Linked DNA regions of Mus musculus: region 1 is linked to region 2. Evidence: chromatin contacts called from ENCODE Hi-C data. All regions are on one chromosome and are shown on one strand. The core of a region is the stretch at or near the end of the contact, and the rest is flanking DNA. Distances in the headings are between cores, read along the strand shown.

The links. Hi-C counts contacts between places; a loop is a spot of excess contacts on that map.
Region 1: a map of T-helper 17 cell shows a loop between it and region 2 (4-fold over the local background). The contact joins the promoter of Vps13a here to the enhancer-like site in region 2. A Hi-C loop is called at or near these places in 3 of 37 maps with a recorded cell type or tissue (T-helper 17 cell, left cerebral cortex and v-Abl transformed pro-B cells).

The regions. Positions count from the first base shown.
Region 1 is chr19:16,777,831-16,784,397 of GRCm38, reverse strand. It overlaps Vps13a (vacuolar protein sorting 13A), which reads left to right and starts at 3,465. Exons shown (of 72, transcript NM_173028.4): 1 at 3,465-3,728. The coding sequence starts at 3,629.
Region 2 is chr19:16,370,338-16,377,193 of GRCm38, reverse strand. The region is part of intron 5 of Gnaq (guanine nucleotide binding protein, alpha q polypeptide); the gene reads right to left. Among named protein-coding and RNA genes, the nearest start is that of Mir496b, 59 kb to the right of the region's middle. Within about 2 kb of position 3,878, at least 1 of the 3 ENCODE cell types and tissues checked has a DNase peak (open chromatin) inside an H3K27ac peak, as active enhancers do.

The DNA of each region.
Region 1 (6,567 bases), core at 2,216-4,715, 410 kb before region 2:
CAATCAGAATGAGTTTTGGTACTTCCGATGGATGGCTTATCTTCCTCACTCTTCATTGACCCACTTCAGTTGCCTTCACTTTTTTTTTTTTTTTTTGATAAATGTCTTGGCTTATAATTGCTAGTTTGCATGGACATTGTTTGCTTAGATTTTGCAGACATGATCTAACTTTTTCAGAGAGGCTATAGCATTTCACATTCTCATTTTTAGTATATGAATGACCCTGGTTCTCAATAGTTTCACCAGCATTTGGAGATCATAACTATTTTTAAAAGCTTTACTGCTGGGTTAAATAAGGGAAAAATTCACATGTATGACTGCAGCTCTGATTTCCTTTCCCCAGCTGTTAGTGCTGTTGAACAAGATTTATCTTTGCATTTATGTGTTGCTCAGATCAAGTTTTTAGGCAGACTTTTGAGCGTTCAAATCCAATTCCATATGAGTTGCCCAGTGAGGTTTGGACTGTGTCTGTGTATGTCTTCATCTTCAAAAAAAAAATGCATAGAAAATAGACACTGTCAAAAGCCTTATCATCTAGAGATAGCTGTGGTTAACATTTGGTGAATATATTCCCAGACTTTTGTATATTCTGTACAGTCAAAATTAGCTGACAATTCACAACAATTTAGTCCTTTCTCCCAAGATAAGAGCGATAACCTCTCATTTTATAAATCTTTGTTTTCATTTTAATTCCTGCATTGTTAACCTAGTGTATGCATGTATATGTTAATTTGCCTAGCTTCTCTACTAATGAATATTTAAGTTTGCTTCTTTAAGCAAAGGTTTAATAAATGTTCTTATAAGAATAGGTTTTAATTTTTAAAAATTCTTTTCTTAGCTTAAATCTCTGGAAGGATTGCTAAGGCAAAATTCATACACTTACATACATGTAAGTATGTATACACTAACATATGCACACACAGATGGATCAGCTTGTTGGAACTTACAGGCTGGCATTTACAAAGATTGTGTTTACTTATATTACCATCAATATTGGCTGTAAGATTCTTTAAGAATTTTCTCCTTTGCTTGTCCTTCCAACAAGCTTTGTTTTCTTTCATTTAAAAATAGAAGCAATAAGTCAAAACAAGTTATTATTATTATTATTATTGAGAAATATGTGAATATTCTCAAATATGATGAATCAGGAAGTCCAATTTCGTTTTTGACTTTGGAAAAATTCCTAATACCTCAGTGTCCCTGAGATCATGAAGTTGACTTAGAAACTCCATAAAGGCCCTTCAAAAGAAAAACTATGTGAAACTATGTCAAATAAGCCAGGTGTGGTGACAATAGCCTTTATTCCCAGCATTTGAGAGGTAGAGGCAGGAACATACATCTCCACGAGTTTGAGGTCAACTCCATGTACAGAGTTCAGGAAGATGTGTCTCAGAACAATCACACAACATGCAGCAAACATCCTCAGACCTTGCTGTGACTGTCCTCCTAGCCAGGTGTCCTCCATCTTGTTCAGCTGTAGCCCCTTGTAAAAGGCTTGTCTCAGCTGGTGGAGGAGCGTACCTTGCTGTACTATCACCTGTGGTATGTGACTGTGCTTGAATTGCACATGGCCTCAGGGAGGGACTAGAACGGTGGTTCTCAACTTTCTTATTGCTGAGACCCTTTAACACAGTTCCTCATGTAATGGTGACTCCTAACCATAAAGTTATTTTTGTTGCTACTTCACAACTCTAATCTTGCCACTGCTATGAATTGTAATACAAATATCTTTCTTTTTCCAATGGTCTTAGACGACCCCTGTGAAAGGCTTATTCAGGACCCTTGTGGATACCCACAGTTTGAGGACTGACAAACTGGGGTTGTGGATGGGGAAGACTAGAAGAGTGGGTTCTGTCTATGAAGCTACAATGGAGAAGCCTTCATCCCTGTTGGGTAAGTACTTCCCACACCCACACTCCCATAACGAAGTCCTCAGATATGCTCTTTAAGGAAGCCCAACAAACTCATTGGTTCTCCAACGTGAACTTTGATGGAATCATATCTGCGTTTGTCCTTGGGGACCATAGGAGAAGCAGTCCAGTGTTTTATATCTTCTCTGGGATCAAATTTTAGAATAGGCTCAAGAGACGACACTGCCTAATAGCATTTGCTTCAGAGGACCTGAACTCCGTTGCCAGCACCCACCCACATGGAGGCTCACAACCTCCTGTAACGCCAATAACCAGAGAGCTATTCCTGAGGGTACCAGGTACGGATGTAGAAAACACTTATACACACACACAAATGAAATTTAAAATTGTGCTAAATAAAAACTCATTAAAAAAAACCAACATGGATGAAGGTTTAGAATCTTGATAGAAAAATCCATGAAAACAGAAGGGGTCCTATTTGGGAAGAAGGAATCAGTCAATAGGACAAGAAAGAGTCATGGGTAATAAACGACCAAAATATACACATTTATCAAGATGTTATAATGAAACCCATTATTTTGTAAAATATATGCTAATATATTCTTTAAAAGCTTAAAAAAGTTTACACTATTTTTGCTCTTTTTTTTTTCTGAAATAAATTTGAGATACTTGATGACTATGCACAAAATACACTCAGTGCCAAATCAGGATGTGCCTTGCGAAGAGAAAGTTGAAAGTGTACTGCTGCCTCTGAAATCCTCAGAGGATTAATGTCGGTTCTGTAAGTTGCACCTCTGTCTTGTGACCTCAGGACTTTGGGACCAATTTTCTCTAAGTCCAAGCGTGGAGCGGAGACACTACTTATTTTAGCTTGGCCACTAAGGCTCAGAGGTGTCTTTCTTGGTTCTTGGCAGGCTCTCTGCTGTCTCCGGACTGACTCAAACGTGCTACTCTTTAACATGACTGGCGGCTTTCACATAAATGATTTGACCGGAAAAAGGTGCCAAGAGCAGTTGCACATTAAGAACTTGGAATTTATCTCCCAACTTTACTCTCCCTCGCCCCTCCTCAGCACAGATTAGTAGCTGAGGAAGTAAGGGAAGGCAACTGAAGGGCCAGTTCGCATCCTTGCCAGGAGAAGGGAGAACGTCAGGAAGTACCCAAGCACCAAGGCTGGCCGAACCTCACAACTGGTAATAATGGGGGAAAAGCGTCCTGGGAAACTGCCTCAGGAAACTTCCCGCAACCTCGCACCAAGCTGTACACTCTCCACTCTTTGGATCCCGCGATCTTAGTTTTCTCTTTCGGAAGCGGCGTTCCTGTCGGTTATCATCACGCCCCGCCTCCTAGAGAAAGTTCGCTGCGGGTAAAAAGGAGAATCATTCCGGGGCGGGGTCTCCAGCGCTCGACTGGTGTTCTGTTGCTAAGCGACGGATAGGAGGCGCGGCCGGCGGGAGAGGCCCGGCGGTCCGCTCGCGGGCAAGGGCGGGCCCGCGGCTGCGCAGCCGCCGTCCTTCACTCTCGCTCCCGGCCGCGCCTCCAGTTCCGCGTCGGTCACGCCCCCACGCGCAGCCCGAGCTGCGCACGCGTGGTGCGAGCGGCTACCTTCCTTCTGTGGGGCTCGCGGTCGGGTTGAGGGGACCCGGCAGCACCCGCACCGTAGCTGGAGCGGGCCGGGAGCCGGTAAGCCGAGCCGTCTCGAGGGAGGAGCAGCCCGGGTAGTGCCGCGGTGCCCTCCGCGGCAGAGAGGAAAAAAAATGGTATTCGAGTCGGTGGTCGTGGAAGTGTTGAACCGGTTCCTGGGAGACTATGTGGTGAACCTGGACGAGTCCCAGCTCTCCCTGGGCATTTGGAAAGGTAACGGGGTCGCCGCTCCAGGGTCGCGGGAGACGGCGGCGCGGTTTCTCGTGGCTTCGGTCCTTGGCCAGCCCGGCGCCGCCACCTGCAGCTGCCCGCCTCGCCCTTCAAGTTATGTAAAGCGGGGCGGCGGTTCCCGGGCGGGCGGGCGGGCGGCGCGAGCCGTGAGGTTGGGGGAGGCGCTGGCTGAAGCCTCGCGTCCCGGTGGGGCCGGGTGCTGGTGACCCTTGGCCTCCGCTGGGCAAGGGAGGCATCCCTGGCAGTTTGGCCCCGGGCTGTCAGGAAGGCTCCGGCGAGCCCACGGGGAGTCGCACGCCGACTTGCACGTGAAGACCAGGCGCCGTCCGCGAAGACACCCTTCGTCCCTTCCCTGCCCCACTTCACCGTGCTTTCTAGGCGAGTTCCGGTCCGGCCACTGAACTTGGACTTGGGTGTTGCTTAGCTGGGACAGGCAAATGACAGGGGGAATAAAAGGAAAGGAAAGCCCCTTTCAGAGTATCTCAGAGTTACTTAGGTTTTCAGGTCGCAGCCTGACCAGGTGGGAATGTGGGTGTTTGTAAGACCTGAGTTTTTTGTTTTTTTAAAGAACGAAAAGAAAATGCAGGAAAACAGACGGTCAAAATGTAATTTGGGCTTTCCGTTTCTCGGACCTGACGAAGACGTGATGAGCACTCCTCTCTGTTGCTTAGATGGGAAGGGCTGCATCTACCCCTTCACTGCAATGATTTACCTAATACAGTGTCTTATTTTTAGTGTTTCCATCTGTATTGCATTAGACTCTTGTTTATTTTAAGTAGCTATTAGCAAGTAGAGGCCTTTTTTGAAATGAACGTTCCAGGCCAAAGTTAGGGTTAATTATTTGTGTAAATAGTGTGTGCATTCTCTGATAATGTACTTACTTAAAACTTTCTAAAAGTTCTCGTTTATCTTGAGCCTTCTCATTTTTGAAATAATGAAAACAAGTAATTTAGTTTTATTAAACAAACAAGCCCTCAATGTAGCTAGGTACCTTCTTCCACGATAACGTGGGCAATTGATCTGTAAGAGCTAGCACAGCCTCTTTGAGATCAGGTACTTGCAAGTTGCTTAGTCTGCGCTGCTTCTCAGTTGCAGAGTGAGGATAACAAAACTCTGTAGCTCAGAAAAAAAGCCTGGAAGAATATCTGAGCTGGTACCTGGAGAGATGGCTCAGTGGTGAAAAGCGCTGGCTACCTTTCCAGATGACTTGGATCCAAGCCTGGTGTCCACATGACAGCTTACAATCATCTGTCCCAGGGCATCTGCCTTTCTCTTCTGGCTCTAGGGGCCACTGCACACAAGCGTGTAGTGCACAGACATACACACAGGCAAAACACTCATACATACAGATGAAAACAATAAAATGAACAAGAAAACGTTACTTGAACAGTGGTTTGATTTGTAGTGAAATGTTTTGTACATTTAAGGTGCAGGCTGTGTAAACTATAATTCACCAAATTTATGTATTTAAAGTTTACCTAGAATAAAGTTGAGTCTTGTGAATAGTTTTGTTTTAATAAACCTTAAGAATGTTTCAACTATCTCAATAATGATACAAAAAGATTATAAGCCTAGGAAATTCCCACTTCTTTTCTTTGTAATTGATTCTTCCTCGAGTGGCAGTTACTTATCTGTTCACAGTCTGCTGGTTTGCTTTTATTTTTAAGAGTGTTATAAACTGAATCCTTTGGCTTTGTAGCTTTTTTCTTTTTGAGATCCAGTTTCACTATGTAGCCCAGGCTGGCCTGGAACTTAGAATCTTCTTGCTTTGGTTCCTGAGTGCTGGGGTTAAAGGCCTGTGCCATCACACTCAGCTTCTGTGTAGCGGCTTGAGTCAGGCTTCTTAACAGAATGCAGAGAAGTCGTCCATGCGTCATTCACGTCCTGCATACATCACCTTGTCCTGCTCAGAAGCACGGGAATGGCAGGACAAGGTGATGTATGCAGGACGTTAGGGCTTGTTATAGACACAGGTTTGCCATCTTTGCAGTATTTCCTTTTTGGCAGTTAAAGGGCAAGGTGCATCAGGTGTTAGTGTGAACATAAATTATTTCTTTGGAGTAAATGCCTAGCAGTGGGATTGTGAGTGGTAAGTAAATATGTAACTTTATGAGAAGTGAAATGATAGGATTTGGTTAAAGTCTGATTGTGTCTCCTAAAAGTTCTATGTTGGAAGCTTAGCCCCTAGTCTGGCACTGATAAGAGGTGCTGGATCTTTTAGATGTAGGCCTAACAAGGCACAGTGGCCTCTCACCTTAGCTTTCAGTTTCTTTTTGTGAGCTTTCTCTCTGTCTCTGTGTGTGTATCTCTCTGTCTCTGTCTCTCTCTGTCTCTCTCTCGTGTGTGTGTGTGTGTGTGTGTGTGTGTGTGTGTGATCTTCACCATAGCTGCTGCTATGCTGTTTGAATTTTCAGCCTGCAAAACTGAGCCAAATGTATTACTTTGTCTATAAGAACCAGTCTCGAGCATTTTATTATGGTCCCCCCTCCCCCATGAATCCACCCCTCAAACTTAACTAATACACCTTGACACTGATGTCTGAAATGGCTCTGTTATGTTGCACCATCACCAGTTTTGTATCAAGATGTAGCTGTGCACTATCCTCTTGAGCATTGCTAGCCTCACTTCTAAAATGTTGTTTCCTTGTATGTGTGTGCGGTGGGTGTGCAGGTCTATATGGTTGCCTGCATGTGTGAATACTTGGTGATCCCCAGTTTGTGGAACTGTTTGGGAATGATTAGGACACACGTCCTTGCTGGAGGAGGTGTGTGTGTGTCACTGGGGGCTGGAGGAGGTGTGTGTGTGTCACTGGGGGTTGGAG
Region 2 (6,856 bases), core at 2,629-5,128:
AGCCACTGCTTTTACAGCTGTGTGTGTGTGTGTGTGTGTGTGTGGTGTGTGTGCTGTGTGTTGGCATGCTATGGCACAGTATATGTATACAGGTCAGGACAACCTTCTCTTTACACTGTGAAGTAGAAAGGCTTGGTGGATTGTTTATCTTCTGAGCCATCTTGCCAGCCCCCCAATAAGTAGTTAAAATTAACTAATTAAAGATTTCCCCCTTTTTGTTTTGGAGAAAAGGGTCTCTCTATTATGTTGGCCTTGAAATATAAGTAGGCCAGGCTGGCCTTGAACTCTCAGATCTACCTGTCTCTACCTCCCTGTTGCTGGGATTAAAGGACTGCATACCATACCCAGCCAAATCTCACAATTTTAGATAAACATGGGTGAGTCGTTACTTCATGCGTAAGGAACAGTTTCAGCACATACATTTACTTATCTCTCACATAAAGGACACGCATGCCCTTAAATGCATTTTACTGTCTACATGCCTTTTACAGATCAACACAGCCAGTGGTAAACTCTACTTTGTTACTTTTTTGAGACAGTACTGCTGCTGTGAAGTACATGTTGGCTTCAAACTCAGAAGCTTCCTGCTCCAGCTTCCCGAGTGCTGGGATTATAAGCATGTGCTACTGTGCCTCGCTTACATTTTAACACCTGCAGTTTATAGTCTCTGAGTCACAGGACTTTACGGAAACTTAGGTTTTATGGATTGAAAATTTCAAGACTAGGGAAGACAGAAGACATCTAGGAGAGCCTAAAAAGTAGCAGGTGATCTTCCTGTGAGGGTTCCACAGGGACTGTAAACTACGATGAGGGAGCCCTTCTAGACAAGGCTGAGGGACTACATTTTAGGAAAGAGTCCGGCTATTAGTATGCTTTCCCTGTTATTATTAAATATAAAACAATCACTAGGTATTAGCCCACCCTTTTGGGCAGATTTCTGCAGGTCCACGAAGATGTACTATTTTACTGTGATGATAGAGACAAATAGATGATGATCCTATAAGAATTCCTAGAACTGTACTAGCAATTATTAAGCCCTTTACAACCAGACTGCTACTAGACTTCTCTGTGATAGGAATGCTTCGGTGAGAACTCTGCCAGTCTCCACGTGTTGCGAGTTAATTGTTTCTGAGATAGCAGGCAGGCAATCACAACTTAGAACACATTCCAAGAGGCTGTAAAACAATTAACCAAAGCTCATGAAGGGGACTAAGGATTTATTGTAGGTGCAAGCACAGAGATAAAATATTGACTGGATTTATCTACACAAAACTTCAATAATAACTTAGTCACAAAAATTATGATTTTTTAAAAAATTCTCCATGAACCTATGAACCTTGTGACAGATAATGAATGTCTAGTCTTTATGGGAGCAAATGTAAACATCTGTTATAAACTTCTCATTCAATTTATGTTTGAACTTTTAGTGGACTTTTGTAAAAAAGAAAAAGAAAAAAAAAGATGCTTGGAAAAACCATCTTTTTATGTACCTAGAAAAGGTACAAAAACTTAGGGACGATTACACTGCATGGCATTACAGCATCAGAGCAGGAGGAGAAAGCAAGATGAGAAAAAGGGCACCATATTGTTGCTCCTCCTATGGGACTGCAAACCCCTTCAGCTCCTTGGGTCCTTTCTCTGGCTCCTTCATTGGGAACCCTGTGCTTTGTCCAATGGATGGCTGTAAGCATCCATTTCTGTATTTGTCAGGCATTGGCAGAGTCTCTCAGGAGACAACTGTATCAGGCTCCTGTCAGCAAGCTCTTGTTTGTGTCCGCAATAGTGTCTGGGTTTGGTGATTCTCTATGGGATGGATTCCCAGGTGGGGCAGTCTCTGGATGGTCCATCCTTTCGTCTCTGCTCCGTACTTTGTCTCTGTAACTCCTTCCATGGGTATTTTGTTCCCTGAACTAACCAGTAGCCCCAGAACTCCCTGGGACTAAACCACCAACCAAAGAAAACACATGGTGGGACTCATTGCTCTAGCTGCATATGTAGCAGAGAATGGCCTAGTCGGTCACTAATGGGAGAGGCCCTTGGTCCTGTGAAGGCTCTATGCCTCAGTACAGGGGAAAGCTAGGGCCAGGAAGTGGGAGTGGGTGGGTTGGGAAGCAGGGGGTGGGAGGAGGGGATAGGGGGAAGGGGTTTTCAGAGGGGAAACTAGGAAAAGGGTTAACATTTGAAATGTAAATAAAGAAAATATATAATTAAAAAAAGAAAGAAATCTACAGAGCATAGTCTGACAGATTTTCCCCCCTTTTATTTCCATTAGAAGTAAGGGCTCCCAATGTCCCCAAGCAGGTCATTTCAGGGACCCAGTGCTGGGCTGGAGAGATTGCCCTAGCAACCCCCTGTAGGATTGGTGTGGGACTTGGGGCTCAGTTCACACTTGAATTTAACCATAGAGGCAGGAGGCACCTTGTGCTCCCTGTCCAGGGTCTAACTGCTTGCCTTGAAGGGATGCAAACCAGAAAAGACGCAGTTCAGGCTCGTCCCTAGCAGCCCATTCTGGAAAACTGGAAGGACAGAGTGAGTCTTTCTAACAAGTGGGCTTAACCCACACAAAGGGCTATATTCACCCATTAGACAGGGCTTCTCTAAAAAGCCACAGTGTAGCTTTTTAGAACTTTTCTAAGGTAATCTCTCACCTAGGGGCACTGCTCCTTCCTCAACCCACTGCACCCTCTTTGACCTTTCAGTGCTGGGGCCCACTTTTCTCCATGTTGGGGGCCTGCCTGGCCTGAAATGGTTTGAAGCTGCACACAGCATTGGATATAGAGGTAGCTTTAAAGACTGATGGTCTCTGGCCTTCTACCTCTCTGACTATACTGAATGCTTGTTGATAGCTTCTTTAAAATCCTAAAACCTTTCTTGCTTATTCTGAGGTTAAAAACTGCTGGCTTGGGAGATTCCACTGTAGCCTAATAGCAAGGGGCTAAGGAAAGGGTTAATCACTAGGGCTTTTTCCTCTCTTGCCCAGAAGCCTCGCCTCTCACTTGTCAGGCAGGACTGGAGGTTTAGAGCAATAAATTTTTATTGAACCAAGAGAAGAGAGTCAGGCTTGCAGGAGGAAAATCCTTTATACAAAAAATATGAATAAACTCACATATATTCATATATACACATTCATACTTATCTGTTGGGCCCAACAGTCTATCTAATCAATTTACATGCTTACACACATACATCCGTACTTACATATGCATATGAAGCAAAAGCCCAGGCGCCAGTGCAGAAAGCACTCAGTTATTCTGAATAAAAAGTAAGCATAGAGAAAAATGTCTGCCCTTTAATTGCTAAATGAATCAAACCCAAATCTGTAAGAAAAAAGCTTTGTCCTTTTTAGTAAGACTAAGCCTCCCTCGCCGTTAAGAAAAGACTGGTTCAGTTCCATGGTAAAGAGAAGCCTGCCTGCTCTTTCTGCTCGCTGCAGCATCTTCTCTGTTCCTCTTTCTCCATCCAATGTCCCAATGGATGGAGCAGTGTGTCCGAGGAAGCACACAGCTCTTCCTCTCTGTAGTTTGTAAGGACAGGAGGGTCAAGGAGAAATGCAGTGTGGACAATGAGGGAAGCACTGAGTGCCTGCTCACTCCTAAGACAAAGCAGGCTGGGCAGGGGCGGGGGTGGCACACAGTCTCACAGCCTCTTCTTAGGTTTTTAATAGAAACTGCCCAAGAGGATCAAAGAGGACCCAGTACAGGCTTCACTGTGGTGGACAATATTCTGCGCTAACTAGTTGCCATGGCCTCCACCTAGCCCCAAGGAGCCTTTCTATCACTTTCCCTTCAGCTAGTACTTCTGAACTCAGCTGTGTAGCTTTGAATGCTGGAACGGGGCACAAGAGACGGAAGCCACCTGCTAGGGTGGGGGTGTGCCTGCTCTTTCTTCCTTTCGGGGTCACAGAGAAAGGCCATGTGCTTGGCCACAGATGTCTAGACTCTATGAAGCCACCATGCAGACATGGAAAAAGGAAGTTCCCAGCCCACACTGTAGTAGTCAGCCACAGCTGTCTACTCCTAGTCCTGGCCCTGCCTGTCTGTCATTGCAGCAAGAGAGTGTGGCCAGAAATCTCATTCCTTGGTTGAGCCCTGCTTAAGGCCACAAGGATAGTTCTTACCCCTCATCACTGTAATGCTCTGTAATGTTTTCTCCTAATACATGACTGCTAGCCGCAGGCTAAATAAAGTACTAGTCCTAGCCTGACACTCACAGCTTGACACTGCCTGATTCACAGACCAACCTAATCCGAGCCTCTTCACAAATGTTCTCCTCCATATAGAGATCCCGTGTCACTGCCAGCTTACAGTGCACTCTGTTGACCCACTGACCCATAGGAGCTCCAACTTCTAATCCTTCAGGCCCAGGTTCCGTGGCTTTTCCCACACTTCTCTGGGCCTCTGGGTCTTCCACCTGTTTCCGGCTGGATCCACTGTGCTGGTAACAGCCCCTGCCTGGAACTGCAGGCAGCTATACCACTACAGGACTCACGGCTCACATGGATGAAGGAAGGATGTGATGGGAATCAGTCAGACCAGGATCAAGGGCGACTTTGGGTTGAAGCTTGACAGAATGAAAGGCTGTGAAGTGTGAATGTGAAGCAGAGGAAACACAAGCTCCAGAACCTGAAGGGGCCATGCTCCAAGTGCACCATTCCCCAGGGCTTCTGACTCCAAGAACCTGTGCACTAAAGAAGAAAAGCCTCTGTTTGGGTTACAGAGGCCATTTTCTCCTTATCTGCAGTGTATACTGGGGACAAGCATGGTGCAAACATGGTAGGCTCTATGAAGAACACACACATCTGTATGGCTCCAACACTAGGGGTCCTGTTGTAACTAACCACTCAGGTGCAATATCCAGGAACAGGCCAGGGCATGTTCACAGGGCCCTAGTCCCCTTGAAAGCCGGTTTTCCACAGGCTAGAGTCTGGTCCACGTCTGCATAAAAAGTTCCTGAAGGGCCTAACCCAACGGCATCTCACGTCTGTCCAGTGGAGCTCTGCTGCTCATGGGCAAAGGCTGCATTTTCCGATTCCTCGTCAACACGCTGGTGCTTCTCGCTGTCCAGGCAACAAAACTAAGCTTGGAACAACACTTTCAACAGCCTTTCCACCTCACTGCTCTGTCACCAATACACACACGCTCTTTCTCACAAACCAAACTACCAAACCAGACCAAGCTGACAACAGGATCCTTAACTCTTTCAGATGACACAATCTATAGGGAGGAAGCAGAGTCCTGGGTGCATGCTTGTTGCCATGGCGTGGCCAGGTCACCCCATGACTCATCCCCATGTGGTGGTGTTCAGAGGAATGACAGAGCCTTTCTTGTGTCTGAGGGAGAATATAGACAGCAGGGGGAGAAATTCTCCACTGCAGCTTTCTCCTCCTGGATGTTTGTGGCCTCAAGATTGCTCCTATGAAGAATAGCTTCCATGTTCAACTGCATGCAATAACCCTGCATCCTGTTCAGCTGTGTGTCATGAACAGCACTTCTGAGCACTGCAGCCTCCCCACCTGAGAGACCAGATGACCAGGTCCCGGGATCTTAGCTTTTCTGTGTTCCTTCAATCACTTGCTGCCCGAGTCAGGTCAAGGCTGGACTGTGGCATAAGTTACCTGCCTCCTTGATATTTTGCCAATTTTAGTAGCATGATAAATCATATAAATTCTTCTTTTTTTGGGGGGGGGTTGTCTTGGAACTCACTCTGTAGACCAGGCTGGCCTTGAACTCAGAAATCCGCCTGCCTCTGCTTCCCAGGTGCTAGGATTAAAGGCGAGCGCCACCACTGTCAGGCACTCATATAAATTCTCAAGTAGTGCTTGTTCCTACAAGATGCTGAAGAAACAAACGTGTAGAAAATCAGATCCCCTCCTGCCTGAGGGCTGCCGGTCATCTGTGAGTTGTTTACAGCTGGGGTCTGTTGTCAGAAGCAAGAGAAGCCGACAGGAAGCTTCTAGGCTATAGTGAGGCCTCCCAGTATCTGGAAACCATGGAGGGTAAGTGGTCCACAGTGTCACCTCCTGATGCCGGAAACACATGGATGTGAGGTTTCTAGTCCTTTCCATTAGAACACTCTAAACGAGGTCAGACAGACAAGCAGATGCACAGACAGAATGTACACAGGAGGATGCTCATGAAGCAGATTGCTCAGCAAAAGGCTAAAATAGTTTACAACACTTTAAAGAAGTCATTAACCCTGACCTTCAGAGGTTAGGGCATTCGCCAGCCACACACTCATTGTCTGCTTGGTCACAGGTGTCCTTCATGAACTGCCCATGACAGAAATACCACACAAGGTACCGTTTTTTAATCTGTACCATTCTATTTAGGAAACTGGAAAACAAGGTCATCAAAATAAGAGGATTTTATGCTTTGGAAATCCAAGACAACATCTTAAGCATCAGCCTTAACTTCTAACTGCTACCACAGACTTTGTTATTTCTTTTCATATTTCTTTTCATTTTCATATTTCTTTTAAAATACTTATATTAATTCTTTGAGAATTTCATACAATGTATTTTGATTATATCCACTCTCTATTCCTTCTTTAATTCCTTCCACATTCACCTGCATTTCTCTACGTGACCCCCTACAACCCTGCAGTATTTGTTTTTAATAATCCAGAAAGTCCAGTTTGTGCTGCCCATGTGCTCATGGGAGTGGCCATCTCTTCCAGTGGCAGTGGACCTACTGGAACTAAAGTCTTCAGGAAAACCAATAAGGTTTACTATTTTAAAAGAGCAAAATCAAATTATTTACTTCACTGCTGTATGTAAAAACTCATGACAGTGTAAAATCTGAAGCAAGATCATTATCATCTGCAGCACATCAAACAGACTCATTTAAAAACCCAATTC